Linked DNA regions of Mus musculus: region 1 is linked to region 2. Evidence: chromatin loops called from intact Hi-C (ENCODE). Cell type or tissue: gastrocnemius. All regions are shown on one strand. Links, peaks and the distances in the headings refer to the core of each region. The heading gives the core; the rest is flanking DNA.

Evidence for each region. Hi-C counts contacts between places; a loop is a spot of excess contacts. Peaks named below come from ENCODE experiments on the same cell type or tissue, not always from the same donor. Only the 100,000 strongest peaks of a DNase experiment are listed, where the experiment ranks them.
Region 1: a loop joins it to region 2, with 2.1 times the contacts of the local background. A loop is called at or near these places in 3 of 42 quality-filtered maps.

Annotation. Positions count from the first base shown.
Region 1 is chr15:83,945,862-83,948,770 of GRCm38, forward strand. It overlaps Efcab6 (EF-hand calcium binding domain 6), which reads right to left. Exons shown (of 32, transcript NM_029946.4): 14 at 2,047-2,106; 15 at 1,774-1,934; 16 at 974-1,138. Among named protein-coding and RNA genes, the nearest start is that of Gm41372, 88 kb to the left of the region's middle. In gastrocnemius, for the core only: no CTCF peak of the experiment used is centred there; no DNase peak of the experiment used is centred there; H3K4me3 peaks cover 575 bases; H3K27ac peaks cover 1,162 bases.
Region 2 is chr15:83,996,384-83,999,292 of GRCm38, forward strand. All of the region lies in intron 6 of Efcab6 (EF-hand calcium binding domain 6), which reads right to left. Among named protein-coding and RNA genes, the nearest start is that of Efcab6, 68 kb to the right of the region's middle. In gastrocnemius, for the core only: a CTCF peak has its summit at 1,281 (motif pointing left); DNase peaks (open chromatin) are centred at 1,378 and 1,869; H3K4me3 peaks cover 727 bases.

The sequences.
Region 1 (2,909 bases), core at 164-2,663, 51 kb before region 2:
TCAGGGCCTCCAGAGAGGCTTCAAGCTAGACAAAGCATTTGGGGCCATCTGTGGTAGATCAGAGAAGCCGTGCTTCACCTGCGTAGCTTTGTAGAATCAACTTAATTCACAAGATGTATTATGAGAGGGTGTGCAGTTGGAAGATAATACATTCCCCTCCATCCACAGTCTCCTGGGCCCTTCAGAAAGCACGGGACAGACATAGGACAGTCACAAGGAGCAGAGTTCCGGTCCTCTCTCTGGGAAAGCCTGCTTTATGAACAGATAAACTGCCAGTATTCCTTCGTCTGGCTTTAGGGAGACATGTTGCCAAATATTTAAGCTTTCTCTTAAAAGGCATACCCGTCATTCCATGCCCATGGACCCTGAAATACAGAAATGACAAGGTGGCACTTGCTGGGTGTCCCCACTCCTGCAGGCATGATATGCCAGGAACAAGCAGCTTAAAACCACGTCTTTTCCTTAGACTGATCTGGTGTCTGAATGTCCATCAGTCTGGTCCTCTTTCCAATCCACTCAGTGTGTTCTGGTTGCCAGTTCAGGCAGTTCAACCTGGCTATCATTACAACAGCTCCACCATCCATATTAGAAACTGTTAGCTGTGTTAATGAGCATGCTTTATAATAAATGTTAAGCTATGGGGAAGACTCCCAGTTCTGTGAGAGACAAGACGGGGGAGGAGGGGACATGCAGGCACAGAGCACTTACGCTGTCCGGGAGGTGAAGTCCAAGGTTGTCAACACAGGGACAACCTCAGCAAGTCCCCAGCTCTGTGACTATCCTGCTTCCATTTCTAAAATTAGCAATTGGTTTCAATTACTAGCGAGAGCTCTAACTGCTCTAACGATGCAAGCTAGGGGACTGTCCTCTCTAATTGACCACAACTCTGAAGATACAGAAGCCACATATACTGACAGAGTGTCTACTCCAGCCAGGCCTGTTTTCTTTTTTTTAAACCTTTGCTCATATTTACCTCTCATCCTGCTGGCCCGGCTCCTCAATTTGAAACTGGTCACTTAGCTGAACCTTCGGAGAAGACAGCGGGGGTGTAGGTGGTGGGATACCCACACCAATGGATAACAGAAATTTCTTGTACAGTATCCTTCCTGAGCCGGCTTCTTGGAACTTACTGGAGAATCTAAAGATGAAAAGTTATCAGAGTATGCCCTTTAAAAGACTAACATTGTGAATTTTTTTAAAAATTATGTGTTGATGGGTGTGTCTAGGTACACATCTGTTTGCATTTGAGTGCAGGCACCTGCCGAGGCCAGAGGCACTGGGGACCCTGAAGTAGAGTATTTGTGGTTGTGAGCAGCTTGTTGCTGGTGTTGGGAACTGACCTCAGGTCCTCTGTAAGAACAATAATACCCTTACCCTCTGAGTCACCTCTCCAGCCCAAGGTTAAAAAATTAAATAGCTCAATCTCAAGTGTCCAGGAGAATGAGGAACCTCCACAGGTATTGTACTCACACACATAAATATATACAGAGACACACTTGTACACTTACAAATTTAATAAACAAACAAACAAATAGCAGTAGGAATAGCCAGTGATCCCAGAGATGCAGACAGAACCTGTGTCTCCACGCACTGGGGACACTCCAACTTCTCCATCCATCCTCTTTTAATGGAGGCTCTGACTAAATGACACAGGGTAAATTTTTAGTCCAGCGCTCGTGAGGCCTCAGCAGACAGTGTGTGTTACTGATATTATTCATGAGTGTCACAGAGCAGGCTGTGGGGAAGCAGGGTATGAAGGACCTGTGAACTTACCTTACTAAGTGCTCATTTGATAGATATGGGCAGAATACACGCATGACTTTCCTGAAGTTATTTTTCCCTATGGTCCCCGTGTCCCTAAGGTCGTACGACTGCAGCATGCTGTAAAAGGCCTGGAGGTTCCTGGTGATGCTGTCCAGCACCAATTCCTCTACCTAAGACAGGAAAGAAAGACATCCTCCATTCACTGCACGGGAAACCAGCACGCAGGTGCCCTCAGAGCACACGGGGATGGTGCCCACCAAACAGAAGGCAAATGGTACTTACTGAATCCCAAGCCACAGGCAGAGGTGTCTTGGTGTCTGTAGAAGGGGACATTTTTCTCACCTAAGTGCACGAAAGAAAGTTTATCCTTCCTGAGGCGCAATCAGGAGCACAGGGCTTGGGCTTGAAATCTGGCTCTGCCTGGCTGATTCAGGTTGGAGCAAAATTTATGAAAACAAACTGCATAGATCCTAACAAGGGAGGCTGTGCAGTGTCCTTTAAAATTAGCTAGTGAACTTCACTGTGTTGAATGTCACTGATGGCTCAATGAACGATGACAAACTGCAAAGCCGTCAACATGAACTTATTTGTTGGTAAAGTCAGGTACAGTGTATAAGAGCGTATATCCAAACCCATCACAATGTGCACTTGTAGTCCTGTACTCTTACAAAAGCATCATTTATATTCCAATATAACTGCTTATGATAAAAGAAATTGTGTGTGTGTCTATATACACATCATAGGGTTGGAGGTGTGTGTGCTTATACGTATGATGGGTTTAAGTGTATGTGCACATATATATGACAGGCTTAAGAGTGTGCACATTGTGTACATCTGAAAGGTTTGTGTGTATACACATACATATGACAGGCTTGAGTGTAAATGCATATATATGGTGGGCTTGTGTGCTTGTATATGACAGGCTTAAAAGTGTACACATATAATATAACATGTATACACATATAGATGGTAGATTTGAATGTGTGTACACATATATGACAGGCCTGAATGTGTGTGTGTGTGTATATATATATATATATATATATATATATATATATATATATGGCAAGTGCACTTATGCATGACATGTTTGTGTGTGTGTATACATATATGACAGGTTTTAGTGTGTGTGCAGGCTTATATGG
Region 2 (2,909 bases), core at 237-2,736:
TGGGTGGGTGATGGGCAGGTGATTGAGACACACATAAGGTATAATCTGGGTGATCTAAGGGGATCTTGGAGAGGTGTGTGGCAGACAGGCGTTTTACTTCCATTACGGGGATCTGCCCAGCATCCTCTGGTAGAGGAACTGAGGGAAGGTCTGGAAGAGGGGCCCAGTAATGCAATCTGTCTCCCTGGTGTGGACGGTATGTGCACACCTGAAGTCTCTGGGTTGAGCAGACACCAGGAAAGGTGGCAATCTGTGCTGTGCTGCTCCTCTGGGACTGCAGGTCACATGAGGGTACCAAGCATCAGGGGCATATAGGGTACACCACCAGGCATGGGAGGTGAGGAGGTCAGAGAGGACAGGATTAGGCACCCACACTATTTTGAGGCTCCCCAAACAAGACCTGAGAACACGAGGAACACATGTGAGAGACAGGACAGGCAGAAGCCAGCCCAGGAGGGCATCCTGAGCTGCTATGTGACCGAGACCTCTAACTCCAGGGCCTGCACTGGCCTGGCTTTTGCCTCCATGTGATCCTGCCAAAGGCATCCCTCAGTGACAGAAAGGGGAGCTCTGTGTGGGCCTGCAGAGCAGCGTGAGGAGGAAAATCCAACTGCTTCCTATTTGTCCCCCACTGAGCTGCGACAGTTCCATAAACTGCCTGCAGTGGATGCGTTATTACTCGTTATTACTCTGCGGGGCTTTGTTCCAAATGCTTTGTACACAGTATGAGCTCTGGGAAGAAAAGCCGCAAGCCCAAATAAATACGGCCACCCAGACTTTAGTGTGTGTGAGTGTATGAGTATGAGTGTGTGTGTGTGAGAGAGAGAGAGACAGAGAGACAGAGAGAGAGAGACAGAGAGAGACACACACAGAGAGAGAGAGAGAGAGAGAGAGAGAGAGAGAGAGAGTGACAGACAGACAGACAGAGAAGAGGTATGGAGAGGCCAGAGGACACCTCAAAGTGTCACTACGCAGGAGCCATTCATTTTGGACTTTGAGAAAGGGCCTCTCACTGGCCTGGGACTAGCAGGCCCATGAGCCTGAAGGATCCACCTATCTCTGCTTGGCCAGGACTGGGTCTACACGCACATATCATCCAACCTAGCTGTAAGCACCCAGACTTTCAGGGGCAGAGAACAGAAACTTTGCTTTCTGAAGCCTCGACTCACTCTACCAGCCTGGTTATGAGGAGGCCATTCTAGAACAACACTGGAGACTACTGAATCCTTCCCAGCTCTCTGACCTCCTGGCCAACAGGTCCCTCTGCTGGAGACACCTCCTCCTGCCTAGCTCTGACAGAAGGGGGTCAAGAACTGCATACAAAGAAGCACGGAGGCACACACACACACACATACACACACACACTCATAAGCATGGGCGTGAGGGGACAGCCTGCAGTCTGAGCCCCACAGCAGGGAGCTGCTACTACCCCAATCTTGGCTCTCTGCAGAGTGCAAGAGAGTGCTCAGCAGCCACTGCTGTCTGTCTGCCACCTTTCTGTCACCGCCACCAAACTCGTTTCAAATTGAACAAGTGAACATTTTGAAATGAGACTCCACTCCACCCCACCCCCCCCCCCAACAAAAAAAAAGGATGCCTCTCACAATAAACACATCAATGCTCATTTTCCTTATTATTCTACTTTTGGCTATTTTGTATAAAATCTTTAATTAAAGTTTTTCTTTGAAATTGTCATTATCAACCCAGAAGAAAGGACGGGGGAAGAAAGAAACAACACAGCTGTGCAGCTATGAAGCGCTACTCGGGGCGAAATGAACTGGAACGGAGTAGGCGCTTGACTGTTATGTTCGGAGTTTTGGCTCCACGTTCTCAGCCACGCAGTCTGACTTGTCACTTTATATGGGTTCCATCTGTTTACACTCTGAGGAGTATTGGCTTCCCACCGTGAACATTTCCTATTTACCAGCTGGTAGAGATGAGCCAAACCAGATAGGAAAAAATTAGACCGCATTCAGAGCCTCATAAACACAGACTCTCGACTCAGGGACGTGCGCGCGGGGGAGCAGCGGCCGGCCAGGCATCGCTCACCTCTAACAAAGCCCTCCTCTCTCCCTGCCTGTCTGCCTGAGTCCCTGGGCTCTGCTCACTCTGGCGATCACTCCCTCCTCCCTCCTCCCTCCTCCCTCCTTCCTCCCCCCACCCCCTCGCCCCACCCCCCACCGTGGGCCCAACACGTTGCATACCCTGATTCTACCCAAACTGAACAAGCTTACATAAAAAGACATCTGAATGGGATCCACGGAAATGGAGAAAAGAGAGCAGACAAAAAGAGAAACGCAAATCAACGAAACCCAGAAGTTGCAGCTCCTCAGATGGAACAAAGACCTGGTTCTGGGTGTCCCCATAGAGGTATAAGGAGGGAGGCTGGAGGCCATGCACTCTGCAGCCACGCACAGAGCCTGCACTTCATCTCCATTGCTAAGGCATTCACCCAAGACGATGGCTTGGAAGACCCATGACAAGAAGCCCACGCCTGTCTACCGAGGGACTCCAGGGTGCCAGGTCCCCAGGAAACATTCCCCCTTTCTCTTCTCTTTCTCTTCCTTCTCCTTCTTTTAAAAGGTTGTTGCTGTTGTTTTTGTTGTTGTTGATGATGATGATGTTAAAACACAGTCTCATTATGTAACCCTTGGCAGGCTTGTAAGTTGTAATAGAGACCTGACCTTGAACTAACAGCAATCCCCCTGTCTCTGCCTCCTGAGCCCTGGCATTAAAAGCAAGCACCACTATGCCTGGTTTCCTTTCTCACCATGCCTACATTTAGGGTAGTATCTCTACCCAGGCAGAGAACCCCAGCTCATTCAGGACACAGCTTCACAGCATGGCAGACTGGGCTGCCACCATACTGGCATCCACTCTTGGCAGCGTGTCATTGGAGAAGGCTCTGC